2 separate regions of the Homo sapiens genome follow, and region 2 is linked to region 1. A link is a loop called in an ENCODE intact Hi-C map of the cell type or tissue named here. Cell type or tissue: heart right ventricle. All regions are shown on one strand. Each heading gives the region's core, and the rest is flanking DNA. Links, peaks and the distances in the headings are about the cores only. Region 1 has its middle 180 kb from the start of GOLGA6L6. Region 2 has its middle 120 kb from the start of GOLGA6L6.

Region 1 (15,673 bases), core at 3,235-11,234:
AAAGTCCTGGGATTACAGGCGTGAGCCACTGCGCCCAGCCAGTGTCCTCATTTTCAACAGGGCAGTGGATAATCCAACTGCAAAATCTCATTTTAGCATCTGCTTTCTGAGACCAGTTCAGATACCAGCCCTTTTTGGTCAGGTTCCAGAAGAAGAAGGGCCTGATATGGGAATTAGCATGCAAAAGATTTATTGGGAGACTATTTTTGAGAATAATCCCCTAATAAATGAAAACTGCTTCCTCTGCCCAATCTTGCTTCCTGTCCTTCCTGTAAAAGACAAGGAAAGGGAAGAAAAGAAAACAAGATTGGGCCAAGGGAGCAGTTTTCATTCTTAATGAATTCTTTTCTCAGCTGATGGTGTCTGTATCTGGAGGGCCCCTCAGATCTATAAGGGGCCACAGAAAGGACCTGAGTCTTCATAAACCTGCATGAATCAGTTATTCATGTACATGCTGTCTCTTAGGAATTCATGAGATGAAGACAATTACCTCATCCAACATCACTTTGCCCTCTCAGGGCAAAATTGTGCAGCACAGTTCTCTGTTGTGCTGTCTAATGCATTGCAGATGTTTACAAGCATCCCTGGCCTCTACTCACTAGATGTCAGTAGCACCCTCCCCTAGTTCAAGAATTACACTGTTACTTGTGTCAGGGGCTGCCTGTACTATACATCAGCAGTGATGGCATCCTTCTTTCCATCTGGGTAGTCAGTAATCCAATTATATTAATTCAATGATTAGACTAAGTATATAATGTATATTTTCCCTCAAGTGATATCAAGAAGAAATGGAATGCTAAATTTAGCTAATTGGTAAATTTCACATATTTTATACCATTTGGACATGGGAGATTGGGAGTTAAATAAAGTTTGAAAGAATAATTTAGGCTAACATCCAGGGTGATCCCCCTGTCACCAAGGACCCTTTAGGACAAAGAGAAGATTAGAACTGCTGTCCTAAGCGTTTAAGATGACAACGGCAAGCTGTTGTAGTGTATATATCAGTGCGTGTGTTATGCATTAGAAAAAGGCTTTGCAAACTACCACATGCTCATAATAAAAACGTAGTGGAAAGATGATAGAAACACAAGTTTGAAGTACTACTGAGCTGCTGACTAGCTCAGTGACCTTGGTCATTTCACTCACTCACTGAGCTTTTCCTCACTCTTACTTGAAGATGATTCAAACCTTACAGTGTTAATATTTTTGTGCATATGTGAGTGCATTCATAAATGTCTGAAATTTAAAAGAAATTTAACTTATATATGTATATAAAATATGTACATATATATAAAAATATCTAGCATTATGCCTGGCCTGTAGTGGTTACTCAAATGCCAGATGAATTTTAATGACTAGCACTCAGCCTTACCTAAAAAGACAAGAACATCTTGCAAGTAATTGCTTCTGTCTTCTAAGATAACTGCTGCTGTTTGGCAACACAGTAGGGACTCCCAGTAGAAGCAACCTTGCTCTCATTGCATCTGCTCCAGAGAAATCAAGAAATAATTACCTTTTTATTTGGAGACTTGATTGATGCATCAGCCTTCCCCGTGGCTGTAGAGAGATAAACTGGGCCAAAGAGAATAACCTGGATTTTATTCTGCCTTGATTACTCCTGTTGCAGGGATAATTTGAGTTCAGGGCGGGAAGTACCACAGCTGATTAAAGAGAGGACCTTGGGCACATCAACTCTCAAATATCTTGATTACAGAAATTGGAGGCTCCCATTCCATGTTCATGAATACTGTGAAAATGTGACATCCTGCATTGCCAAGGTAGCTGTCTGAATTATATGAATACAAGGAGATACAGGGTTTAATGATCAGCGGCAATGTCAAGGACTGGAATCATGACAGGAACAAGTACTGCTTCCTAAAACACAGTGTAAATGATTTATAGTTGAAAATGGCAATCACTTCAATTTATATTGATGAAAATAGAATTCTTTTAGAAAGTCTCTATTTAAAAAAAAATATGCCTCTTTCAGTGATGATAGCTACATGACTACCCCATATTACCAGTTGAAAATTAACATTAAAATACCTTTCACCTACATAATCTTTGGAATGGATGTGGAAAATATTCAGATTACCAAAGGTTGTAAACACTTCAATCGTAATGCTTTTTTTTTAACTTGGCTAGTTTCTTATACTTAAAAAAATAAAAATAACTAAAAATACACTTAAAACTGTCTATATTTTATAAACATTAATTAGGTAAATAGGGGAGGCATAAGAATAGTGGAAGGCTTTGTACAGAAAGATTCAGTGCTCTTAGTAAATGTCAGTAAGGTATAATGAGAGGAGAGCAGTGTTACAATTGAGAGCAGCTAGATTCAAATCTTCATCACCATACACTAGCTGTGTGGAATTACGCAAATCATTGTATCCCTTTGAATTTTACTGTCCTACTCAAAAAGTTGAGATGACAAATAGAACTATTGGTTAAAAGTTTCTAGAAGTTTTCATGTCATTGTAAATGTAATATGCTACGTAGATTATTTTAAAGCACTGCGAAACTGTTCAACATTTTCATTAACAATATTAGCTAAAATGTAATTAATTTATCAAGGAATAAATAAAATATGTTAAACCCAGTGTGAAGTCCACAGTAGGTCTTCGATAATGGTGATAAATGAAAGTTGTATTGAATATGTTATTTATTGTCTTTATTTTTCATTAAAAAATCTGCTAAATGTTGAATGATGAGTACTTCAATTCATGTAAACAAAGTTAACTGGTCAAATAAACATTAAAAATATTAAGTGATATTGATGCTAGTAATATTTGTTCAATGTTGTAGTGGTAATGTATAAGTTGTAGTAATAATAAAAATTTATATTAATGCCTTCTTATGAGAACTCAATTCAACATTTAGAAAGAGTCAATCAAAAAATAACCTGGGATTTTATCTATCATGGTTTATCAGATATTGTTTGTTTTATACAGGAATATATATGTGTGTATATATATATAAAATTCTGGGAAAGAGAAGAATCTTGATTTTGTTCTCTTTGATTTCCCCTGCTGCAAAGATAATGTGAGTTTAGGGTACTGTGTATATATTTTATTATAAATTACAGTCATAAGCTATGTATAAAATTTTTGAGAAAGGAAAAAGTGATTAATGCATAGCATAAAATGTACATATACAATTATTTTATATGTAATTTATAGTTACATATAATTGCTAATACATATACAGTTGAAGCCATTTCATAGTCTAGCTCTGTTGTTAGTAGAAAAGTGATAGGTGATCATGGCTACAAATATGTCCATAATTTTCACAAATAATAAAGGGGGAAATTGAGAATTTTTATTGCAATCTCATGATGAAACATTGGGACTAAACGAAGACAGAAGGAAAGATATAAACTATGCAGAGAAGTGCTTTTGGGCATAAAAAGGTACTATGCAGAGAAGTACTTTTATGCATAAAGTGCTTTTATGCACTGTGTCATCAGTTCTTAAAACAGGGCCTTGTACGTAGGTGCTTACTGAGTGGTTCTTTAATGAATAACCAATGCAAGATCCAGTGCGGCCATTAAGAGTGAATAACAGTTTCACTTACATACATTATCTCATTTAAGTCTCTCAAAATCTTGTCACATAAGCAAGTGTGATTTTATAATTTAAAAGGAGAAGGTGTGAGGAATAATATTATGTAGATTTGATCTGTTTTTTGTACTGTAATGTTAATTATTCCACAAGTATCAAATGGCACTTACCACTCATAAATGATGTATTTGTAATTTTTGTTACTCCTAGGGATTAAGACTAACTACATAGATTCTTCTTTAATGTTTGCTAAATTTAAGTTGTTGTGTATTCATACTTTGAGACGTGAAACAAATATAACCCACCCCAGAGAGCCTCATTTTCTGATTTGTTTTTCTCTTCTGGGTTTATATCTATATTAGCCCTTTTTATATTGTGGTGCAATCAAATATTCAAATATCTTCAGCCCTAATTTGAGTCAGAGCAACATGAGATGGCAGGAAAAAAAGAATCTGTTAAACAATTGTTGATTCTACCCAAAAAAGCATAAATGTTTCTCTTATTAAAAATAAAATAAATTAAAATTGATTAATTTTTAAAAATATTTTTAAAAAATGTTTTAATTTGTTAAGAGTAAATGAATATATTTATTGGCATTTTATGTCTAAGAAGTTTGTTTTTGGTTATCTAGCATGTAAGTGTGGTATCTTCTAATATTTTATATCTTCTGTTTTATTTGTGGCTTTGTAGATTTCATTAATCTGAATTAAATTGATCATTTGAGCAAGTGCTTCACCAGTGACTTCTTTCACACTTCTAGAAGGGTTTTAATTAGAATAACCTTTCATAGCATTTTTAGTCTAGTAACTTCAAGCCTCATAATATATTCACTCCACATAAAAACACTTATCAATAGAGTCCACAGGATGATTTAACATGCCACACACACCTCTTGTTCTTCACATTGATATGTATGTAATACAGTCAGACCCACCTCTTCATTACTTCCAAAGAGCCAACTTTGTCCGGTCTAAAAAATAATAGCTCTTTCTGATATTTTTTTTCAAGGGAAAACCTATTCTTGGGACTTTTTTTTCCACTTTTCTTTCAGTTTTTCTTTGAATTTTCTCTTCTGTCACATTTTCAAAATGCCATTATTCATGATTTATCGCTGTCTTTAAGTGTCTTTATAGGAATTAAATATCTTTTTACTTTTATAGTTTCAAGTCTTTTGTTGAACTTATTCAACTAGCACTAAATATTTTTATTCATTTTAAAGAAAATTATTTCAGAGAATTATCTACATTAATAGTCTAAATGGTTTTATCATGGTGAAATATATATATATAAAACATAAAATTTGTCATTTTAATCATTTTAAAATATTCAGCTCAGTGGCATTTTATATTCATATTGCTGTGCAACCATCATCACTATCTATTCTAAAACTTTTTTATCACTTCCAACAGAAACTCTGCACCCATTAAGTAATAACTTCTGTTTCCCTCTCCCCCAGCCCCTGGGAACTTCTCTCTGAATTTTCTTATTGTAAATATTTCAAGTAAATGGAATGTTACATCATTTATTCTTATGTGTCTCATTTCTTTTAGTTAGTATAATTTATCCAAGGTTGAGCCATATTGTAGCATATATCAGAACTTTTTTGGGATTGAATCATATTACTTTATGTCTATTTAACACATTTAGTGTATCCATTCATCTGTTGATGGATATTGGTTGTCTCCAATTATTTCTGTTTTATTTTTATTTTAAGTTCTGGGGTACGTGTGCAGGATGTGCAGATTTGTTACATAGGTAAACATGTGCCATAGTGGTTTGCTGGACCTATCAACCCATGGCCTATGTATTAAGCCCAGCATGCATTACCTATTTTTTCTAATGATCTCTCTACCCCCACTCCCTGCCACCAACACTCTGAATCTTTTTGAATGCTTTACATAAAGCTTTTGTTTCCAATACCTCAAGGAAATTAATGTTATCAAGGTCCTCAGTGATCTTCATATATTTAAATTGAATGGTTGATTATCAATCCAAGTATTGTTTGATATATAAATGGCATTTTACAGGACTGAGTACATGTACCTACATGAAATGTCTTCACTAGATTAAGAAACTGCTGAAGAGATTTAGAAGGTAGGATGGCCCTTTTGCAGATTCTGTGTAGAAACTGAGACCCTCCCCCTTGAAAATACCAGAGAGGATTTCCACAGAAGCTGTAATCAACTATTTATATTGTTTTATTGTTCTGGGTTAGATGACATGCCATTCTTGATTCAAATACAGAAAGGGAAGATATAATCATTCTAATTTTCTCCAACTATTCTCTGGAGCCGAGATTAGACTCAGTAGCTGCTGAATAAGATGCACAGACTTGTGAAAATGGTGAATATTCAAAGACCTTTCTGTTTGAAAAGAGAAAGGGATTCTGTTTGGAAGGAGAAAAACAAGAATGATACTGGATTGGCAGTTAACAATATCCACTGTATGCCTGAAAGCATATCCGTAGAATATTTTTTTAAAAATATCATTTCTACCTCAAGTACTAGTATTGGACTCTAAGAAATGTACTTATGTGCTTATTTAAACATTAAACCAGCATAAAATTAGAATAGTTTCTAAATTTTCTCCATGAAGGTTCATATTGAATAGAAAAAGCTATTGTTTTCTTCTTTTCCATTACAGAGCATGACCCTTTAAATGTTTGAATTTTTTCCTTGAAATGCACTTTAAAACAGAAGTGATATGCATTTAGCTTCATGATGGTTTTAGGTGAGATTTAATAGCTAGCCATACAAATAAACCCTGCAGGTGGTAAGCGACGGTCCATGCATGAAACAAGCATCCCAGCTTCCAAAAGGCTATCAATTAAATGAAAATGACTATTGAACTGATCTTCTGCTACCAAAATGCTAATTAAAATTTCATTACTCTTCATCAGCCACTCATACTGTAGCTCTGGGATAATGGTGATGCAGCGTCTCAGTATATTATAATCTTAGTGATATATTTTTATATCATCACCATAAGAAACATTGTGTTACTCCAGAATATTTGAGATTTCTCACTGCCTGAGGCATGTATTTATTTCATATCTTTTTATTTTAGTTTATTCTGTTCAATCCTCTACTTAATCCATCTACCTGTACCTGATGCGTGGGTCTCTGATACTAGGCCACAGACAAATACTCACCCAGGATTGACCTTGAAAATAAAACATGATGTTTGTGTCATAATCATAGTTCACATCTGACTTCATACTTAGTACAGCTAATTTTACTCCTTTTTCCTTGTGAAAATGCCAGATCCTGATGAGTTTTAAATTTAAAAAATCCTCTTTCCTATGTAATTATAAATTATTTCGTTGTTTAAACCTTATAGTATCATGAATTTAGTACTTTTTTTTCTGGAAATATTTGGCATATGAACCTCTCTCACTTATGAGCAGCATATTTGTTAATTGAGATTATTGTAGATTCACACGTGATAGAAGGAACGATACAGAGAGATCCCTTGTATACTTCATCCAGTTTCCCCTAATGGTGACATTTTGCGTAACCATAGCATAATAGCATAACCAGGATATTAATATCAATAAAATCCATTGATCTAATTCAGACTTACCCAGTTTTACTTACACACATATATGTGTGTATTAAATCTGATACAATTTTAAGATGAGTAGGTGTGTTTATCCACAAATAGGAGTAAAAATGCTAAACACTAACAACGTCAGGATCCTTTCTATTCTTTGATAACCATACACACCTCCCACCATTTCTCCCACTCATTTTAAATGTTGCCACTAAACTTATCCTCTATTTCTAAAATTTCATCATGAATAGAACAATACAGAATATAAACTTTGGGGTTAGTATTTTTTTACTTTGTGTGATTCTCTGGAGACTTGCCTAAGTTGATATGTACATAAATGATCTATTCCTTTTAATTGTTAAGTAGTATTCCATGGTGCATATGTACTGCCATTTGTTTGACCATTCACCTACTGAAGTACATCTTGATTGAGCAAAGGTTTTGGCTATTATGAATACATCTGCTATAAATATTTGTTGAATAGGCTTTTGTGAACAGAGCTTTCTCCCCACTCTTGGAGAAATTCACAAGAGTACAATTTGCTAGGTTGAATAATAGTTGTATACCTTTTTTATTACCAAGCTCCAAGCTGTTTTCTATAGCGGCTGTATCATTTTACATTTTCACAGGAAATATATGAGTGATTTAGTTTTTCTACAGAAATGGCAATATTTGCTGCTGTCACTTTTTTGTTAATTTTTGCCATTGTAATAGATTTGTAGTATTAGGTAATAATATATCACTGTGGTTTTAATTTGCAATTTTCTGGTGATGAATGATGTTGATATGATGCTTGTTTTCCATCTGCATATCCTATTCACTGAAATGTCTCTTTATGTCTTTTGCCCATATTCTAATTGGTTTTTCGAGTTCATTTTTACAAGACCTTTTGCAATCTGTATAGTTTTGTTTTGTTGAGGTTAGAGAGGTCTTTTTTATGTTCTAAATACTAGTCCTTCCTCAGATATATAATTTTAAATGTTTTCTCCAAATACGTACCTTGGTCTGTTTATCCTTTGCACACCGGTTTTCACTAAGAGAAAGTTTATAGTTTATAATTTTTTTATTTTATGTATTGTGCTTTTGATGTCAAGTCTGAGAAATTGTAGCTTTCCTGTAGATCCTGAAGATTTGTTTTCTTTTAGTTTAAACATGTTTTTTAGCTATATATTTACATTTAAGGATATAATTTATTTTGACTTAATTTTTGTATGTTATATGAAATGTAGGCTGAGATTATTTTTCTTTTGTTTTTTTTTTCCTTTTGGTCTATGCATATACAATTGCCGCAGGACCATTTCCTGAAAAGAACATTTTTCAGTTTAGTTCTTGCATCTTGCTCAAAAGTGTGTTAGGTATATTTTATGGGTCTGTTTCCAGGCCCTCTACCTTGTTCCATTGGCTTATGTGTCAGTACCACATAATATTAATTAATGTATGTAGATAATAAGTCTTGAAATCAGATACAATAATTCATTCCTTTTTATTTTTCCTTTTTGAAATTGTTTTAGCTAGTTTAGTTCCCTGGGCATTGCATGTAAATTTTACAGTGATAATTCTATATTTATACAAAAGTGGGCTATTTTGGATAAGAATTACATTGAACCTGTGCATTGATTTAGAAAAAATTAGCATCATTACTATACTGTTTCTTCCAATCCATGAACACAATGTCTTTCCACTTATTTAGGATTTTTAATTTATTTCATCATTGTTGTATATTTTTCAGCATAAAAGTCTTGCACAGTTTTGTTAGATTTATAGTTAAATAATTCATTTTTGAGTGTTGTGAATGGCATTGTGTTTTTAATTTCAGTGTTCATGGGCACATTCTGGTATCTAGAATGAAAAATTGATTGTGTTATGCTTATCTTGTATCTTGTGACCTTGTTGGCATCATTTATATTAGCTCTGTTTTTTGATAGATCCTTTAGGATTTTCAACACAGACAATCATGTTATCAGCAAATAGAAAAAAATTTTACTTTTTCCTTTCTTGTCTGTATACCTTTTGTTTCCTTTCTTTTCATTATTGTGCTAGTTGAGGACTTCCAGAACTATGTTGAGAAGAGAAGTAAGAGTAGTCATCTTTACCTTGTGTGCTAAGCTGTTCTTATGTTGCTACAAAGAAATACTCGAGAATGAGTAATTTATAAAGAAAAGAGGTTTAATTGGCTCACGGTTCTTCAGGCTGTACAGGAAACACGGCACTGGCAACTGCTCAGCTTTGGGGGTCTCTCAGGGAGATTTTACTCCCTGAGAAGCGGGAGGAGGTATGTCACATGGCCAAAGCAGAATCACATGGCCATGGTCATGTGGCCAAAGAGAGAGTGGAAGGAGGTGCCACAAACTTTAAAACAACCAGATCTCATGAGAACTCACCTACTAACCTGAGGACAGCACCAAGACATCAGGGATCTGCTCCCATGACCCCGATACCTCTCACCAGGCCCCACCTCCAACACTGGGGATTACATTTCAACATGAGATTTGGCAGGGACATATATCCAAACTATAGCACCTTATTCCTGATTTTAGGAAGGATTTTAGGATGTTTTTCATCATCAAGTATAATCTTAGCTGTAGGGTTTTTACCTGTTCTTTAAAATTTGGAGAAGGTCTTCCTCTATTCCTAATTTTCTAAGAGTTTTTTATTATATATATTTATTTTTTGCTGAATTAATTTTATGCATCAATTGATATGATCATCTGATTTTTCTTCTTTAGCCTGTTGATATTGTTCATTGCAATGACTGATTTTGTAATGTTGAACCATCCTTGTATTGCTGGAATAAACACACTTGGTCATGTGTGTAGTTATTTTTATATATTATTGAGTTTTATTTCATAATATTTTGTTAATGATTTTTATATCTATATTTGCGAGGAATACTAATCAATTATTTTCTTTTTTGTACACTGGCTTGGGTATTGGTGTAATACTTCATAAGAATAGTTAGGAAATTTTCAATTCATTTCTATTTTCTGGTAAAGCTTGTATAAATTTAGTAATAATTACTTCTTAAATGTTTATTACTATTCTCCGGTGAAACTATTTCAGCCAGGAATTTTATTTTTCAGGACCTTTTAATTAATAATTGATTTGATTGAAATAGAGCTATTTTAGATTGTTAATTTTATCTTGGTAATTTTTGATAGTTTGTGTTTTCAAAAAATTAGTCCGTTTAAGTTGATGAAACTATAAGCATGAAGTTGTTCGTATTATTCTCTTTATCTTTTTAAAAGCTACAGAATCAAGAGCGTTATTTCTTACTTTAATTTTGACATGAGCAATAGCTGTCTTTTTGTTACTTTTGTTTAGTATTTTTGGAGTTTTATTAATTTTATTGATAAACATATTTGAAAGATATTTGGTTATATTAATTTTCTTTATTGCTTTTCTGTTCTCAATTTTATTGATTTCTGCTTTGATTTTTTATTATTTTTTCTTTTTGTTTTGAGCTTATTTTGCTCTTCTGTTTCTACTTTTGTTAATAGAAATGTAGATTATCAACTTGAGACCTCTCATTTTTAATGTAAGCCTGCACTGCTATCAGTTTTTCTCTAATCGCTTCTTTAGTTCTATCTGACATAATATTTTGTATCTTTTAAATCATTCACATCTATGTATTTGTTTTTAAATTATTTGAGACTTCCTTTTTGACCCATGGATCATTTAAAAATACGTTATTTCCCACATGTTCTCAGATTCCTCTTGTTTTGTTATTTATTTCTAGTTTGGTATCACAAAAAATACATAACACAATTTAAACTATTTTTTTAAGTTTGTTGAGGCTTGATTAATGTCTACTTATGTCTATGATCTATCTTGATGAGTATTCCATGAAGGTCTGAAAAAAATTGTGTGTTCTGCTGTAATTGAGCGGAGTGTTTTTATGTGGCAGTTAGATCTTCTTAGCTGAATGTGCATATATTCTAGATATTGCAGGTCATTGCTGATTTTCTAATAATTCTATCATTATTATCAGTGTTGGAGTCTGCAATTACAGTAGTGAATCTCTGCTTTCAACTCTTTATCAGTTTTTGTTTCATGTTATTTTGCGAATACGCTCTCGTGGTCGGTACATATTTAGAATTTTTATGTCTAGTTGATTGATTCTTTTATCATCATTAGTATAAAAGACACAAGGATCAAAAACATCTAAATGAAACGTGGTTCGGACAAGAAGGCATAGACCCATTTCTTCTTGCTGTCTCTCACGAGACACAACCTTAAGCATTAGAAGTAGTGAAAAGACAAATATAGAGGAGAACCCTGAAGGTAGTAAAAATAAGAGAGCTTTCTTTGTACTATCCTTGAGTGTTTCACTACGTATTAAATTTCCACAATGCATCACTAGAGCCTATATTGTATCTGTGGACACTCTTTAAATGTGGACATTTAAGCAAAAGTTGAAAGAATAAATCTAGAAATAAAAATGAATGTGAAATTTGATGAGAAGGATTGGCTCCTGCTGCAAATAAATTTCTGTTCATTATACATTACAGTCAGTGGTATTCTATTATAGCAGCATGAAATGGTCTAATACATCTGATCAAGAATGGAGAATCTCAGTCCTATGAGGACAAAGAGGCTTCCATGACCTACTAAGTTGCCTGGTATTGTTCAGTCTCTCCTGCAGGCTCTTTGTCTTGTAGCCTAAGTATCTCTTGGTAGAAAAAAGAAGTCTCAGGACAGGTGGGTGAGGAGATGCACTCTCATGTCTTAAGTTCAGCTGGTGCTATGCTGGGGGCTACTGTTTGATCTGGAGAAACAATGGGCCTATCTGGGCTGCCTTCTGCTACTATGTCATGGGGGAAAGAAGTACTGGATATGGATGGCCTTCCTCTCAGGTGGGAGGACACAAGGCATCTTGATGTTGTGTTGTTGCTCAAATCCTGGGTCCCCACACCAGCTCTTCTATTTTTACCACCTGCAGAGTTCTCCTTTATTTGCTTTTTGTACCATTTGCAGTGCTTAAGGTTGTGCCTAGTGAGAGGGAGCAGGAAGAAATGGGTCTATGCCTTCTTATTTGAGCTACAGCTTACTTAGATGTTTTTGATCCTTGTTTCTCCAATATTAATGATTAATTTTTAAAACTTTACCCTAAATTAATCTGTATTACCTTTTTTCCATAAACTCCATAAAGACAGAATGTGTTTCATTTTTATATAATTAAACACCCTGCCTGCAGTTTACAAACAAATGATATGTCATTTAAGTTTCATAAATGGGAAAAAGGTTAATCACAGACAGTTTATTTCTTTAAAAAATAACACAAATTTCTTATTTCTGTATTTGTCATAAGTTCAACCTTTTTGCATTATCTTGATCAGTGTAAAATGCTTGGATGGTCAGTGTTGTTTGACTTGTGTCTGTATTTGGTTAGGATCCATTTAAACTCTCTAGGATAATGTCAAAATCAATTTCTTCCTTTATACTTTCTTATTTTCAAAGAAATGGTGCTAAATATTTCTATGAATATATGGAAATATCTATGCGAATATGTATCTGACTAAAAATGTTGCAGGCATCTTTTCTGTTTTTTTAACCCTTTGTAATATTTTTATTTTGTTTATTTAGTGATATAAGGGAAAATTGTGAGCATTTAACTACATAATCTTTATGTTTCCACCAAACTCAATTTTTTAGTTCTTAGTATATGGCCTATAATCTAACTTTAATTTATCCCTTTTATATTAGCTTATTTTCTTGTTAACAACAAGGATATCTCTTCTGGAGTATCTCAAGTCAAGGTAGAAAAAGTAGTCAACAGGAAAATGAACAGAACAGTTTTGGATATGTATGAGAATTTAAAGCAAATGTTTCTAAATGAGAAATTGTAACTCAGGAAATATTTGGCACATTCTATCAAAATTTTGTGAATTTTGATAATAAAACATTCACAATTCAATTAGGAGTAAAGGAAGAAAATATAAGCTATATCTATCAATAAAAGATTTTTTTCCATTTTTGTTTCATCTAGCAATATTCTTTTCCCTCCATAAGGAATCTGTTAAAAACTCTCTTCTTACTATCCTTCAGTCTTTTAAAATGTGTTAAATTCCCACAGTGCATTATTAGAGCCTATATCTGTGGACACTCTTTATGTGTTGGTATTTGAGCAAAAGTAGAAAGAATAAATCCAGAAATAAAAATGAATGGGAAATTTGACAGGAGAGATTGCTTTCTACTGCCAAATATATAACTATACTTCATCTAGTCTATCACTCAAGGAGGTTTCAGAATGAAGAATCATTTCCAAAATGCCATCCTACTTTCATCTTTTCCCAAGGAGGTTCAGAATAACCTGCAAGTGGATCACTGAACAAAGAAAGTACAAAACCACAAATAGTCCCTCTAAGGTCCTTTAAAACACAAACTTGGAACATTTTTATGACATTTCAAAATGACTTGTGATCCTGATACTACTATTTAAAGATATAGCTTGAATCAAATAAAATAAATTATAGGTCATCTGTCTAAGGATGGAACATTTTGTTTTGTTTTTTTCCCCATTTGACTTCTTAAAATTAATTATAGTTTCTTTAATATATATTGCAGAGATTATATATTTTTAAATCCAGGTTATAGAATAAAAATACTTTGCTTATCATCATTTGATATAAGTTCTATAAGTAAAAACTCAGTTCTACTTATATATTTCTACATAGAAGCACCACTTATAGTTTGTTGGCTTTTTAAAAAGAAGAAGGTAAAATTATACTAACGGATTTTGCTATGAGATGGATCAACCTAGATTTTATGAATAGAATAATTAACGTAAGTGCTTCAAATAGGTTTAGTGTTTTATGGTCTGAGACACGGCTTCCATCTAAAGAAACACCAATTTAGGAGAAACTAGAAAAAGAATTGGGAAAGAAGAAGAAAGTGTTTTTTGGAAATACACCAACCATAAAAGAGCGAAGCTCACTCTGCTCCTCTTAAAGTTTACTGCATTGTAATTGGGAATTTGTTATTTCCATGGTTCCTTTGAGTAACATAGACATAAGCAAAGAGAGTATTTATGTTCTGCACAAGTCCATCCATGTCTCTATTGGTGTGATTACCCTCCCCACCCATGCACCTTCCGTCCAAGCAGGAGTGCAGCCTGCTTGGGCTCAATGTCCCCTCTTCTGAGAAGCAGCCCGGCCCAATCCTGAGCGCCCCTGGTGCCGCAATCCTCACGCGTATGGGGCTGGCCGTTGATGTCGCCTGGGCTGGGGGTGCACCTGCAGCACAAACACGTGACTGAGCATCTTCTTGTCCCGGACCCTCTCGGCGTTGGACCCCAGGAAGCCCCTCCAGGGGGCTTCAGTCGCCCACCCACCTACAAAGCCCCTCATCTGCAGCGGCGGCTTCGTTCCCGGGACGCGCCCCAGGCTCTGCTCAGGCATGGCCCGCAGACCCTCAGGAGCCCCCGAAACATGATGACCTCCAGCCACGTGCCAGCTGCCAGGAGGGGGCTTCAAGACCCCAGATGAGCACCCGGCTGGCCGTGCCCCAGGGACAGAGGACCCAGTGTGACAGAATCCGGCCTGGGCCACAGCCACCCACGCAGCCCATCCCAGTTCAGCCCGAGGTGGACAAGAAAAGTCCCACCAGGGACTGGAGCAGATGGGGCGGGCTCCGGACCCCTGCCTGGCCCACCATCTGTCCTGCTAGTCGGTCCGTCTCCCCAGGCAACCCCTTCTCCCGGCCCACGATCTGCCCGGCCCTGCTAGGCCCTCCTCCTAGCTCCTCCAGGGCCCTCGGGAGGGGACAGAGCTGGAGCCAGGGCCCAGACCTCTGCTGCTTTGGGCCCGCCCCATCTGGCACCTCCAGGAGAAGGGGGCAGCAAGAGCTTGGCCAGGGCAGGGGCACTCCAGGGCAGCCGAAGGGCCTCGCCAGCTGTCTCATGATGAGATGAGCAGAGGGAGAGGGAGGAGAGGAAGGGAGAGGAAGGGAGAGGCTCTGGGAGGACAAGGGCCCCTCCCCTCCTCCTCCCCTCTTCCTCCCCTGCCCATGTGGCCTGGGCGGGAGGGACACGCGGATGGGAACATCCCAGCTGGTCCAGGCCTCTGCTCCCCCCAGCTCCTCCTCCTTGGCTGGCAGCTCTTCTGGGCTCCTGAGGTGCTGCGCAGCCCCTTCCCTGGCCCTGGGACACCCAGTGCCTGAGATGAAAGAGGAGTTGCTTCCATGGAGGGTCCCAGTGCAGGCCGGGGGGCGCTGGCCCTCAGGACACCAGGCCCCCAAGACATAGGGACACCAGAAGCCCCCGATCTGCCTCCAAGGTCCAGCAGCCCCAAAGCCCCTGCTCAGAAGCCAGCGATGGGAGGGCAGGGCCTGCCTGTGGGACCCACCATGGGCGCAGCAATCGCCAGGCCCTGGGCAGACAGCAGCGCAGCCTGAGTCCAGGTCTGGGGCAAGTCGGCAAGTGCACCCCCAGAGGTGGAATGACAGGAGCTCCTGTGGAGGACGCAGGCGGCCCCCGCCCCTCACTCCACTGTGAGGCCTGAGGATGCACACGGGCAGCTCTCGCCGGCTTATGAAATGCCCCAACCCCGCTGCCTCTCTGGGTC
Region 2 (15,673 bases), core at 3,124-11,123, 54 kb before region 1:
TGCAGAGCATATCTGTGAACTCAAGAAGTACAAAAAAGCCCTGTGACCAGGTATTAACCTAGCTACCAGTCATTACTGTTAAACCTCATTCACTGGATTGCCACCCAAACTACAACACCTAAATTTTATTCTGCTAATATATACAGCTGTGAAACCAAGTCAAAAATTTACCCACACATAAAGATTCTGTAAGAGCCCTGGGCCTCTAAAAGCATTCAGAAATTAAGCCAACTGACTATTCTCAACTTACACCACAGTTAAAGAAATGCCAACCCTCCCAGATGAGAAAGAATTAGCACAAGAACTCTGGCAATCCAAAAAGTCAGAGTGTACCCTCACTTCCAAATGATCCACTAGCTCCCCAGCAATGGTTTCTAACCAGTCTGAAATGACTGACATAACAGACACAGAATGCAGAATCTGTGGCCAGGAAACCCATTGAGATTCAGGAGAAAGTGAAATTCAGTGCAAGGAATTCAAATAATTTAGTAAAGCAATCCAAGAGCTGAATGATAAAATAGCCATTTTCAGAAATAACCAAACTTAAATTCTAGAGCTGAAAAACTCATTATCAGAATTTTATCAAATAATCAGTAGTATTAGCAGCAGAATAGACCAAGCTGAGGAAATAATCTCAAAACTTGAAGACTTGTTCTTTAAGTCAACTCAGACAAAAATAAGGAAAAAAATGGGAAAAAAAAGTGAAACCTCCAAGAATATGGGATTTTGTAAAGCGAAAAAATCTATGACTCATTGTCATTCCTGAGAGAGGAGAGAGAATACGCAACTTGGAAAATATATTTGAAGATACACTTCATGAAAATTCCTCTTATCTCTTTAGGGAGATTTACATACAAATCCAAGAAACACGCAGAACCCCAGATAGATATGACATGAAATGACTACCTCCAAGGCACATAGTACAATATTCATCAAGGTCAACACTAAAGAAAAAAGTCTTAAAGGCAGGGTAAAGTCACATACAAGGAACTTCATCAGGCTAGCAGCAGACCTCTCAGCAGGTATCTTACAAGTCAGAAGAGATTGGTAGCTTATTTTCAGCATCCTTAAAGAAAATAAATTTTAACCAATAATTTCATATCCCACCAAACTAAGCTTAAAAGTGAAGTGAAGCAAATGCTAAGGGAATATGTTTCAACTAGACTAGCCATACAAGAGGTCCTTAAGGGAGTGCTAAACATGGAAAAGAAAGAATGACAGTCATACCACAAAAGCTCATTTAACCACATAGCACACAGGCGCCATAAAGCAACCACATAATCAAGTCTACATAACAATCAGCTAGCAACATGATGACAGAATTAAAATCACAGATACCAATACTAACCTTGAATGTAAATGGGCTAAATGCTCCACTTAAGAGACACAGAGTGGCAGGCTGGATAAATGACCCAACCATCTGTTATCTTCAAGAGACCTATTTCACATTAAGAACAACCACAGGCTCACAGCAAAAGAATGGAGAAAGAGCTACCATGTGAACAGAAAGCAAAAAAGAGCAGAAGTTGCTATTCTTATATAAAATAGACTTTAAACCAATAAAAATTAAGAACAATGAAGGGCATTACATAATGATAAAGGGTACAATCAAACAAGAAACCTTAACTGTACTAAATATATATACACTCAATATTGGAGCACCCAGATTCATAAAACAAGTTCTTCATTGCCCATGAAAACACTTAGACAACCAAACAATAACAGCAGGAGACTTCACCACCCCACTGACAGCACTAAACAGATCATTAAGGAAGAAAACTAACAAACTCTGGACATAAACTCAACACTTTAACAATTGGACCTAATAGACATCTACAAAATACCCCAGGTAATATCCACAGAATATATATTCTTCCCAGCTGCACATGGAACATATTCTAAGATCAACCACGTGCTTAATCATAAAGCAAGTCTCAATAAATTCAAAAAATTGAAATTATACCAAGCAAACTCTTGGACCACAGTGAAATAAAAATAGAAATCAAAATCAAGAAGACCTCTCAAAACTACACAAATATAGGGAAATTAAACAACTTACTCCTGAATAACTCTTAGGTGAACATCAAAATAAAGGTAGATTTAAGAAAAATTCTTTGAAATATTGAAAACAGGAATATGACTTACCAAAATCTTTGAGATGCAGCCAAAGCAGTGTTAAGAGGAAAGTTTATTTCCCTAAATACAGTAATCGAGAAGTTAGAAAGATCTCAATTTAGCAATCTAACTTTGCACCTAAAGGAACTAGAAAAGAAAAAGCTAGCAGAAGAAAAAAATAACTAAAATTAGAGAACTTACTGAAATTGAGATAGAAAAATCCGTAGAAAAAATAATAAAAAAGCAAGAGTTTGTTCTTTGAAAAGATGAATAGACTGCTATTTAACGGCTAGATTTACAATGAAAAAAAGAGAAGATAAGTATAGTCAGAAATAACAAAGATAATATAACTGATCCCACAGAATTACAAAAGTTTCCCATAGAATACCATGAACAACTCTATGCATACAAATTAGAAAATCTGTAGATGAAATTGATAAATTCTTAGAAACACACAGTCTCTAATTGAATCAGGAAAAGATTGAAGCATTGAATAGTGAAATATCTCACTCTGAAATTGAATCATATGTAATAAAAAAAAACTACCACCAACCAAAAAAGTCCTAGACCAGATGGATTCACAGTCAAATTCTACCAGATATACAAAGAAAAACTGGTACCAATTCTACTGAAGCTATTACAAAAAAAGGAGGGAATCCTTTCAAACTCAATCTCTGGCAGAAACACAATGAAGAAAGAAAACTTGAGGCCAATGTCCATGATGAACACAGACAAAAAATTCTCAACAAAATATTGATAAACTGAATCCAGCAGCATATAAAACAGTTAATTCACCACGATAAAGTAGGCTTTATTCCTGGGATGCAAGGTTGGATCAACATATGCAAATCAATAAATATGATTCGCCACATAAGCAGATTTAAACACAAAAACTATCTGATCATCTCAAAAAATGCAGAAAAACTTCAATAAAATTCAACATCACTTCATGATAAAAACCCTCAACAAACTAGACATCAAAATAATATGACTCAAAATAATAAGAGTCGTCTATAGCAAACCCAGAGCCAACATTATACTGAATGGGCAAAAGCTGGAAACATTCCCCTGGAGAACTGAAAAAAAGGCAAGCACTCTGACCATTTCATATTCAACGTAGTAGTGGAAGTCAGAGCCAGAGCAATCAAGCAGGAGAAAGGCTACTGGAACTAATAAATGATTTTAGCAAAGTTCCATGATACAAAATCAATGTAGAAAACATCAGTACCATTTATATGTGCCAATAACATCCAGGCTGAGAGTCATATTAAGAACACAATCACATTTACAATAACCACAAAGAAAATGAAACAGCTGAGAGTACAGGTAACCAAGAAGGTGAAAAATCTCTACAAGGAGAACTAGAAAACAATGCTGAAAGAAATCAGGTGACATAAATAAGTGGGAAAACATTCCATACTCATGGGATGTTTTAATGTTTCATAGAAATGAAAAATCAATATCACTGAAATGGCCATACTGCCCAAAGCAATTTACAGATGCAATGCTATTCCTATCAACCTATCATAGAATTAGAAAAACTATTCTAAAATTTATGTGGAACCAAAAAAGAGCCCAAATAGCCAATGCAAACCTAAGCAAAAAGAACAAAGCTGGAGGCCTTACACTATCAACTTCAAACAATAAGGCTACAGTGAAAAAACAGCATAGTGCTGATACAAAAACAGACACATAGACTAATGGAACAGAATAGAAAGCTAAAATATAAAGCTGCTCACTTACAACCATCTGATTTTCGACAAGGTCAATGAAAACAAGCAATAGGGAAAGGATTTGCCATTTGATAAATGTTTCAGGTTAACTGGCTTGCCATAAGCAGAAAAATGAAACCAAATTCTTATCTTTCACTAATACAAATATTTACTCAAGATGGATTAAATATTTAAATGTAAGATCTCAAACTATAAAAGCACTAGAGTAAAACCTAGGAAATACTCATGTCAACACTGGCCTTGGCAAATAATTTTTGGCTAAGTCCCCAAGCAATTGCAACAAAAACAAAAATTGACAAGTGATACCTAATTAAACTAAACAGCTTCTGCACAGCAACAGAATAAGCAGACAACCTATGGAATGGGAGAAAATATTCATTAACTATGTATCTGTATTAGTCTGTTTTTACACTGCTTATAAAGCATTACTTGAGACTGAGTAATTTATTTAAAAAAAAAAAAAGATGAGGTTTAATTGACTCCCAGTTCCCCATGGCTGGATAGGACTCAGGAAACTTACAGTTATGGCAAAAGGTCAAGGGGAAGAAGGCACTTCTTACCTGGTGGTAGGAGACAGAGAGCAAGAAAACAAGGAAGTGCCACACTTTAAAACCATCAGCTGTTGTGAGAATTCACCCACTGTCATGAGAACATCATGGGGGAAACTGCCCCCATAATCCAATCACCTTCCACCAGGTCCCTCCTGGGACATGTGGGGATTACATTTTGAGATGAGATTTGCGAGTGTCACAGAGCAAAACCATATCAGCATCCAACAAAGGTCTAATATTCATAATCTACTTAAATCAACAGATTAAAAGCAAATAACTCCATTAAAAAATGGACAAAGGACATGGACAGGCACTCCTCAATAGAAGACATATAAATGGTCAACAAGCATGAAAAAAACGCTCATCATCGCTAATCATCAGAGAAATGCAAATCAAAACCACAATGAGGTACCATCTTACACCAGTCAGAATGACTATTATTAAAGAGTCAAAAAACAACAGATGGTAAAGGGAATCCTCATTTGTAGTTTGTAGGAATGTAAATTAGTTCAGCCACTGTAAAAGGCAGTCTGGAGATTTCTCAAAGAACTTAAAACAAGGCTACCATTGAACCCAGTCATCCTATTTCTTGGTATGTACTCAAAGGAACATAGATCATTCTACCAAAAGACACATGCATATAGATGTGCATCACAGCTCTATTCACAATAGCAAAGACATGGATTAACCTAGGTGCCCATCAACAATGAATTGCATAAAGAAAATGTGATACATATACATCATGGAATACCATGCAGCATAAAGTATAATGAAATCATGTCCCATGCAGCAACATAGATGGACCTGGAGGCCATAGTCCTAAGCAAATTAATACAGGAACAAAAAGCAAAACTCCACATATTCCCATGTATATGTTGGAGCTAAACATTAAGCACACATGAAAATTAACATGGGAACAATAGATACTGCACACAACTAGACAGAAAAGGGAGGAAAGTGGCACAGGTTAAAAAACTACCTACTGAGTACTATGCTCACTACTTGGGACCAATATACCCATGTAACAATCCTACACATGTGTCTCCTGTATCTAAAATAAAAGAGTAATTTAAAAAAATAGGCAAATGACTGAAGGAAGTGAGAAGACATATTCTGAAATCCTGAGAGTGAAAGTTGGGGAAAGGGGTGGAGAGAGAAGCGTGATTGATGGTGGTGATGAGGAGAGGATGATAATCAATAGGTTAATGAAGAGCACACATTCTAAAGGAAATCACTCAAGAAACGAAGGAAGATTTCATACAAATACTCCCTTATGATTGAAAACGAATGATATTATTACAACAATTTAAGTTGGAAAAAAAGACATAGGGTTTAAAAAGCCATGCAATTTGAAAAAATAAAAAGTAAATTTGAGAAGCTTACAACAAAAGTAAAATATTATAACCATTACGGAAATTAAAGTCACATGAGTAGGCTGCCTCAGAGCATATAGTACATTCCATTGGAAAGATGGTCCTGCCATAACATATAGCATCAAGTTAAAGCAGGAGAATAAAATTATATGATCAAGTGTGGTAGTAGTTTTCCATTGCTACATAACCCATCACCACATACGTAGTTGCTTAAAACAAGACAACACAAAACAACACGGAAATTACTATTTCTGTGGGTCCAGAGCCCAGCCCTGAGTTATGTAGGTCTTCTGCTAAGGAGCCCATCATTCTGCCATTAAGGCACTGGCTTCCTGTAGTTCTCATCCAGTTGCTGGCAAAGTTCAGTTCATTACAGGTGTAAGACTGAGGTCTCTGTGTTGTTGCAGGCTGTTGGCCACGCCCTGTGACAACATGGCTGCTTACTCAAAACCAGCAGAAGCATCTCTCTCCAGTGGGCTAGGAAGAAGTCTTATGTAGCTTTATATACTCATGAGAGTAACTATCCCTCATAGTCACAGGTCTGCTCATCCTTGATGTTGGAATTACATGGGACATACACACCAGGGGGTGAAACTCTTAGAGGTCATCTTAGAATTCTGCATACACAAATTACAAAATGGAGAGAAATGACAAGAAAAGCAATATGTACTATAAATTTGATGTTTCCGAAGAAAAGAGCAAAACAAATAAAATATGAATTTTTGACTTTATGATGATAGAGAACTTTTGACTTCTTTCTCCTTCAAAAAACACACAGAACAAGAAGGAGACACAGTAAAGAATTAGCTGAAGTCTCATTCTCTAACTTGTGAGTGAAAAAGCCTCAAACAATTGCAGAAACTAGTAAGAAACAAGCAATTCAACTTTGCAGAACAAATGAATTTAGGAATGAGCACTAGTACTACTGTAGTTGGTGGTGGCTGGTGTGAAAGTTCACAGAAGAAACAAAGAGCTTCCATTTCCCAATTACATCCCACGGAGTCCAGTACCTGTTCTTTCTAGAATGAGGCATAAGGCTAGATATTTATTCTCTGGAGAAATATGTCAAGAGAAGGGCCAGGTGTAGGGACACAATTCACAAAACAAGAGAATAAGGTCTACCAAACAGAAGGGTAAAATCTCACTGTACTTACATTAATTGTAAATCACTCTCATAACTTCTTCTGTTCAGATCCATACACTGGTAGTAATAAGTATAGAGAAATTCACAAGCAGACATGTAACATCACCCAAATACCATCTCCAATAAGTTTTACAGTTCCTCTATCTTAAAAATGAATAGACAACCGAGATTTGACAGTAACCTCAAACATGAAAGGCAGGGATCAAGGTAAAAATAATAATAATAATAATTACAAGTAAATCTATAATAAAAGATACAATACAGGCCTGGGAAAAAACTTTTAAAAATGATATGCAGTTATGTTCAGAGAGAGAAAATCTATAACACCTATACATCTCAAAGGTAGAGGAAGCTGTAACAAGTAAAAAAATTCAAAAAATAAAATACATAAAAGCTTTTGAAAATTAAGAAATACAATTGCTAAAGGAAAACAAATCAGTAAGAAGAATTGAAGTCCAGTATATTTTTGGAATAAATAGCCAAAACTGATCAAAATGGAGGCCTCTAGGGTGGAAGACTTTCCACAGAAATGCTCCATGCTGGATGGAAGGCAGTGAGGCAGTGACGGCTAAATTCTGACAGAAAGGAATGTGACCCTAGAATTCTGAAGCCAGTCATGTGTTCTTGCAAGTGTAATGGAAGAAAACACCGAGGAGCTTTACTTCTCACTCTTGACTTGAAAACACGTCAAGCCAGACAGAAATTAAAATAACAGACTCAAGAATGTGAAGATTCAGTGAAATGAATGATGCTGAAAATTACCCTCTATTTAAATATTGAAATTAAATTAGAATGAAACAAAATCTTTGTCAATCATGGTTAAAGGAGAATAACTGTTTAAAGCATTGGCAATGTAAACTTAACAATATAACAAAATAAATCGATCCATATGGAGAATAGAGGTACAAATATTATATCCTCTTCTATTAAATATGAATATGAAGTCACTATTTCAAGTTGAATTGTAGAAAAAATGACACAATACTCTTATTTTTATCTTCTGTTTTTGTTGCTTTTGCTGTTTTTAATTTAGAACTACATTTTAGAATTAAATTTTTTTGTGCCAGAATAATTTTTGCTATAATTTTACTTCTGCTTTATTATATTCATTAAATTAAATATTATAAAAGTAAAAATAACGTAGTGTGGTACAGAATCTCATTTGTGGGATTGTATGAATTGATCTATTACTCTGTTTATTTACATGTCTATTCATATGTCTGTCTCCACAGAGAAATATGAAGAATGCTGTTCACTAAATAATAACAATGTGTGTATTTTGGTTTCATTTCTGAGTAGCAGGATTTTGGTAATTGTTTAGTGGCCTTTTATTACTCTTCTATAGAAAGCTTGCCCTAATGTTGTAACAACAACACGTGACGGGTTTTTTTTTTGTTTTGTTTTTTGAGGCAAGTCTTGCTCTTGTCCCCCAGGCTGGAGTGCGATGGTGCTATCTTGGCTCACTGCACCCTGCGCCTCCCAGGTTCAAGCGATTTTCCTGCCTCAGCCTGGGATTACAGGCACGTGCCACCATGCCCAGCTAATTTTTGTATTTTTAGTGGAGATGGGGTTTCTCCATGTTGGCCAGGCTGGTCACGAACTCCTGACCTCAGGTGATCCTCCCACCTCAGCCTCCCAAAGTGCCGGGATTACAGGCATGAACCACCATGCCAGGCCAAACATGAAATTTTTACTTTTATTTTTGAAAAAGACATGTTGATTGAACTCCTTTACAATCAGTCTTAGCAATTGCAAGAGCTAGCTGATTCAAGAGTAATGAAACAATCAGATTATTTAAATGGGGTGGAAGCATGATGCCCTGGAATATGAGCATTTGCTAATCCTGCCACACTAGTGTTTATCCCAGGTAATCTCTAGAAAGACATTTGTCTATCCTTATGCCCTAAAAATGTTATGAATAGAGAACACATAAAAACTTCGTAGATGTCAAATTTTTAGTGATAATACCATTTTTACAGCCTAACTCATTATGTGGTAGGTGTTCTGGCCCACTTAGGTAGCCTCTGCTTCTCTTTTCGACAGTAATAAACCTGAAGTTGGAAGAGTCTACAGCACTGCAGAGCTGAGTAGAGGAGACTAATTATTTTACCTCCTCTTGGGCCATATTGGACTCTTATCTAGGATTGTATGTATCAATAAGCTTTTCCACTTCTACCACTGTATTCTTTTCTTTAGATGACCTTCATCTTTGTTTTGGTATAAAGTCTCCTCATACTATGCAAGCAGCCACTTTCTGCTGAATGCTCCCCACTTACTCAGTCAACTGCCCCCCTCACTCCCAGTTTGTGTTAGATAGTGCCTTCTCTCATTACACCCTGTGTTTAAGTTGACTACTTCTTATATGAAAATATACATCAGCTGCCTTTTTCATGTCTTTCTGCTCAATTAGATTTTGAAATCCCAGAGAAAAATAAGTCATATTCTCAACTTTCGCCTGTGTTTATTGCCCTAGTCTATACATCTGACTGCTTCATTGTGTGCCCAACACACAATCCAAACTAACCTAATAATAGACGTGGAATTCTACTACACAACCAGTGAGTTTAATGAGCTGCAAATAAAAGGACCATGTTGCTTCTTCCCCCCATTAAATTTCATCCTTTATAGCTGTTTTGGCTATCACTGATTTTCATGTGTTCAAATTCAGATGTTTGCATAGTAAAATGAAAATGTTCCATAAAAGGATTACTTTATTCTTAATTGGTTGTTTCCATTTTAGTCAGAGATGAGTGAAGAGGCAATGCCCACTAAACTTTCTCTGCTACTGAAGAAGACAACTAGGCTGAGGTGGCAGGATTGTTGGGTCCAGAAGTTTGAGGCTGCAGTGAGCCAGATTACACCACTGCACTCCAGCCTAGGAGACAAAGCAAGACCTTGTCTCAAAAAAAAAAAAAAAAGTCTTTTTATATATCAACATGTATGTTAATTTTTGCAAAAGGTTTATTAAACCACATTATTCTTATTTTATGGATAAGAAAACTGATAGAGAGTTTAGATAACTTCTAAGTATCCTCCCATTCATAGATTGGGACGCTACTATCTGAATTTAGATCTTTTGATACAAAGTTTATTTCTTCAGTCATATTCTGGAATAGTTATTATATAAAAAGTAGACAAAATGGCAGATTTAACTTTCACCTTCAGTAATTTTTGAAAAGATTATGGAAGTGTGAGAGTAGTGGTTCTCCCAGCACGCAGCTGGAGATCTGAGAACAGGCAGACTGCCTCCTCAAGTGGGTCCCTGACCCCCGAGCAGCCTAACTGGGAGGCACCCCCCAGTAGGGGCAGACTGACACCTCACACGGCCAGGTACTCCTCTGAGACAAAACTTCTAGAGGAACGATCAGGCAGCAGCATTCGCGGTTCAAGTAAAACCGCTGTTCTGCAGCCACCACTGCTGATACCCAGGCAAACAGTGTCTGGAGTGGACCTCTAGCAAACTCCAACAGACCTGCAGCTGAGGGTCCTGTCTGTTAGAAGGAAAACTAACAAACAGAAAGGACATCCACACCAAAAACCCATCTGTACATCACCATCATCAAAGACCAAAAGTAGATAAAACCACAAAGATGGGGAAAAAACAGAGCAGAAAAACTGGAAACTCTAAAAAACAGAGCGCCTCTCCTCCTCCAAAGGAACGCAGTTCCTCACCAGCAGTGGAACAAAGCTGGATGGAGAATGACTTTGATGAGTTGAGAGAAGAAGGCTTCAGATGATCAAACTACTCCGAGCTACAGGAGGAAATTCAAGCCAAAGGCAAAGAAGTTAAAAACTTTGAAAAAGAATTAGATGAATGTATAACTAAAATAACCAATACGGAGAAGTGCTTAAAGGAGCTGATGGAGCTGAAAGCCAAGGCTCGAGAACTTCGTGAAGAATGCAGAAGCCTCAGGAGCCGACGCAATCAACTGGAAGAAAGGGTATCAGCAATGGAAGATGAAATGAATGAAATGAAGCGAGAAGGGAAGTTTAGAGAAAAAAGAATAAAAAGAAATGAGCAAAGCCTCCAAGAAATATGGGACTACGTGAAAAGACCAAATCTACGTCTGATTGGTGTACCTGAAAGTGATGGGGAGAATGGAACCAAGTTGGAAAACACTCTGCAGGATATTATCCAGGAGAACTTCCCCAATCTAGCAAGGCAGGCCAACATTCAGATTCAGGAAATACAGAGAATGCCACAAAGATACTCCTCGAGAAGAGCAACTCCAAGACACATAATTATCAGATTCACCAAAGTTGAAATGAAGAAAAAAATGTTAAGGGCAGCCAGAGAGAAAGGTTGGGTTACCCACAAAGTGAAGCCCATCAGACTAACAGCGGATCTCTAGGCAGAAACTCTACAAGCCAGAAGAGAGTGGGGGCCAATATTCAACATTCTTAAAGACAAGAATTTTCAACCCAGAATTTCATATCCAGCCAAACTAAGCTTCATAAGTGAAGGAGAAATAAAATCCTTTACAGACAAGCAAATGCTGAGAGATTTTGTCACTACCAGGCCTGCCCTAAAAGAGCTCTTGAAGGAAGCACTAAACGTGGAAAGGAAAAACTGGTACCAGCCACTGTAAAATCATGCCAAATTGTAAAGACCATCGAGGCTAGGAAGAAACTGCATCAACTAACGAGCAAAATAACCAGCTAACATCATAATGACATGATCAAATTCACACATAACAATATTAACTTTAAATGTAAATGGACTAAATGCTCCAATTAAAAGACACAGACTGGCAAATTGGATAAAGAGTCAAGACCCATCAGTGTGCTGTATTCAGGAAACCCATCTCACATGCAGAGACACACATAGGCTCAAAATAAAGGGATGCGGGAAGATCTACCAAGCAAATAGAAAACAAAAAAAGGCAGGAGTTGCAATCCTAGTCTCTGATAAAACAGACTTTAAACCAACAAAGATCAAAAGAGACAAAGAAGGCCATTACATAATGGTAAAGGGATCAATTCAAAAAGAAGAGCTAAGTATCCTAAATATGTATGCACCCAATACAGGAGCATCCAGATTCATAAAGCAAGTCCTGAGTGACCTACAAAGAGACTTAGACTCCCACACAATAATAATGGGAGACTTTAACACCCCACTGTCAACATTAGACAGATCAACGAGATAGAAAGTTAACAAGGATACCCAGGAACTGAACTCAGCTCTGCACCAAGTGGACCTAATAGACATCTACAGAACTCTCCACCCCAAATCAACAGAATATACATTTTTTTCAGCACCACACCACACCTATTCCAAGATTGACCACATAGTTGGAAGTAAAGCTCTCCTCAGCAAATGTAAAAGAACAGAAATTACAACAAACTGTCTCTCAGACCACAGTGCAATCAAACTAGAACTCAGGATTAAGAAACTCACTCAAAACCACTCAACTACATGGAAACAGAACAACCTGCTCCTGAACGACTACTGGGTACATAACGAAATGAAGGTGGAAATAAAGATGTTCTTTGAAACCAACGAGAACAAAGACACAACATACCAGAATCTCTGGGACACATTCAAAGCAGTGTGTAGAGGGAAATTTATAGCACTAAATGCTCACAAGAGAAAGCAGGAAATATCCAAAATTGACACCCTAACAGCACAATTAAAAGAACTAGAAAAGCAAGAGCAAACACATTTAAAACCTAGCAGAAGGCAAGAAATAACTAAAATCAGAGCAGAACTGAAGGAAATAGAGACACAAAAAACCCTTCCAAAAATTAATGAATCCAGGAGCTGGTTTTTTTTGAAAAGATCAACCAAATTGATAGACCGCTAGCAGGACTAATAAGAAGAATCAAATAGATGCAATAAAAAATGATAAAGGGGATATCACCACCGATCCCACAGAAATACAAACTACCATCGGAGAATACTACAAATACCTCTACGCAAATAAACTAGAAAATCTAGAAGAAATGGATAAATTCCTCGACACATACACCCTTCCAAGACTAAACCAGGAAGAAGTTGAATCTCTGAATAGACCAATAACAGGAGCTGAAATTGTGGCAATAATCAATAGCTTACCAACCAAAAAGAGTCCAGGACCAGATGGATTCACAGCCAAATTCTACCAGAGGTACAAGGAAGAACTGGTACTATTCCTTCTGAAACTATTCCAATCTATAGAAAAAGAGGGAATCCTCCCTAACTCATTTTATGAGGCCAGCATCATCCTGATACCAAAGCCGGGCAGAGACACAACCAAAAAAGAGAATTTTAGACCAATATCCTTGATGAACATCGATGCAACAATCCTCAATAAAATACTGGCAAACCGAATCCAGCAGCACATCAAAAAGCTTATCCACCATGATCAAGTGGGCTTCATCCCTGGGATGCAAGGCTGGTTCAACATACACAAATCAATAAATGTAATCCAGCATATAAACAGAACCAAAGACAAAAACCACATGATCATCTAAATAGATGCAGAAAAGGCCTTTGACAAAATTCAACAACCCTTCATGTTAAAAACTCTCAATAAATTAGGTATTGATGGGACGTATCTCAAAATAGTAAGAGCTATCTATGACAAACCCACAGCCAATATCATACTGAATGGGCAAAAACTGGAAGCATTCCCTGTGAAAACTGGCACAAGACAGGGATGCCCTCTCTCACCACTCCTATTCAACATAGTGTTGGAAGTTCTGGCCAGGGCAATTAGGCAGGAGAAGGAAATAAATGGTATTCAACTAGGAAAAGAGGAAGTCAAATTTTCCCTGTTTGCAGATGACATGATTGTATATCTAGAAAACCCCATTGTCTCAGCCCAAAATCTCCTTAAGCTGATAAGCAACTTCAGCAAAGTCTCAGGATACAAAATCAATGTACAAAAATCACAAGCATTGTTATACACCAATAACAGAGAGCCAAATCAGGAGTGAACTCCCATTCACAATTGCTTCAAAGAGAATAAAATACTTAGGAATCCAACTTACAAAGGACATGAAGGACTTCTTCAAGGAGAACTACAAACCACTGCTCAATGAAATAAAAGAGGATACAAACAAATGGAAGAACATTCCATGCTCTTGGGTTGGAAGAATCAATATCATGAAAATGGCCATACTGCCCAAGGTAATTTATAGATTCAATGCCATCCCCATCAAGCTACCAATGACTTTCTTCACAGAATTGGAAAAAACGACTTTAAAGTTCATATGGAACCAAAAAAGAGCCTGCATCGCCAAGTCAATCTTAAGCCAAAAGAACAAATCTGGAGGCATCACGCTACCTGACTTCAAACTATACTACAACGCTACAGTAACCAAAACAGCATGGTACTGGTACCAAAACAGAGATATAGGTCAATGGAACAGAACAGAGCTCTCAGAAATAATGCCGCATATCTACAACTATCTGATCTTTGACAAACCTGACAAAAACAAGAAATGGGGAAACGATTCCCTATTTAATAAATGGCGCTGGGAAAACTGGCTAGCCATATGTAGAAAGCTGAAACTGGATCCCTTCCTTACACCTTATACAAAAATCAATTCAAGATGGATTAAAGATTTAAACGTTAGACCTAAAACCATAAAAACCCTAGAAGACAACGTAGGCATTACCATTCAGGACATAGGCATGGGCAAGGACTTCATGTCTAAAACACCAAAAGCAGTGGCAACAAAAGCCAAAATTGACGAACGGGATCTAATTAAACTAAAGAGCTTCTGCACAGCAAAAGAAACTACCATCAGAATGAACAGGCAACCTACAAAATGGGAGAAAATTTTCGCAACCTACTCATCTGACAAAGGGCTAATATCCAGAATCTACAATGAACTCAAACAAATTTACAAGAAAAAAACAAACAACCCCATCAAAAAGTGGGCGAAGGACATGAACAGACACTTCTCAAAAGAAGACATTTGTGCAGCCAAAAAACACATGAAAAAATGCTCGTCATCACTGGCCATCAGAGAAATGCAAATGAAAACCACAATGCGATACCATCTCACACCAGTTAGAATGGCCATCATTAAAAAGTCAGGAAACAACAGGTGCTGGAGAGGATGTGGAGAAATAGGAACACTTTTACACTGCTGGTGGGACTGTAAACTAGTTCAACCATTGTGGAAGTCAGTGTGGCAATTCCTCAGGGATCTAGAACTAGAAATACCATTTGACCCAGCCATCCCATTACTGAGTATATACCCAAAGGACTATAAATCATGCTGCTATAAAGACACATGCACACGTATGTTTATTGTGGTACTATTCACAATAGCAAAGACTTGGAACCAACCCAAATGTCCAACAACGATAGACTGGATTAAGAAAATGTGGCACATATACACCACGGAATACTATGCAGCCATAAAAAATGGTGAGTTCATGTCCTTTGTAGGGACATGGATGAAATTGGAAATCATCATTCTCAGTAAACTATCGCAAGGACAAAAAACCAAACACCACATGTTCTCACTCATAGGTGGGAATTGAACAATGAGAACGCATGGACACAGGAAGGGGAACATCACACTCCGGGGACTGTTGTGGGGTGGGGGGAGGGGGGAGGGACAGCATTAGGAGATACACCTAATGCTAAATGATGAGTTAATGGGTGCAGCACACCAACATGGCACATGGATACATATGTAACAAACCTGCACATTGTGCACATGTACCATAAAACTTAAAGTACAATAAAAAAAAAACGAAAGGATTATGGAAGTGTCATGGTTACCTATGCGTTTAATGGCTTAAAATTAGAATAATTA

What was found. A loop is a pair of places that touch in the nucleus more often than their neighbours do. Peaks named below come from ENCODE experiments on the same cell type or tissue, not always from the same donor. Only the 100,000 strongest peaks of a DNase experiment are listed, where the experiment ranks them.
Region 2: a loop joins it to region 1, with 2.7 times the contacts of the local background. A loop is called at or near these places in 12 of 110 quality-filtered maps.

Annotation. Positions count from the first base shown.
Region 1 is chr15:20,357,545-20,373,217 of GRCh38, reverse strand. No RefSeq gene overlaps it. Among named protein-coding and RNA genes, the nearest start is that of GOLGA6L6, 180 kb to the left of the region's middle. In heart right ventricle, for the core only: no CTCF peak of the experiment used is centred there; no DNase peak of the experiment used is centred there; H3K27me3 peaks cover 273 bases.
Region 2 is chr15:20,411,434-20,427,106 of GRCh38, reverse strand. It overlaps the pseudogene HERC2P3. Among named protein-coding and RNA genes, the nearest start is that of GOLGA6L6, 120 kb to the left of the region's middle. In heart right ventricle, for the core only: no CTCF peak of the experiment used is centred there; DNase peaks (open chromatin) are centred at 6,149 and 8,435.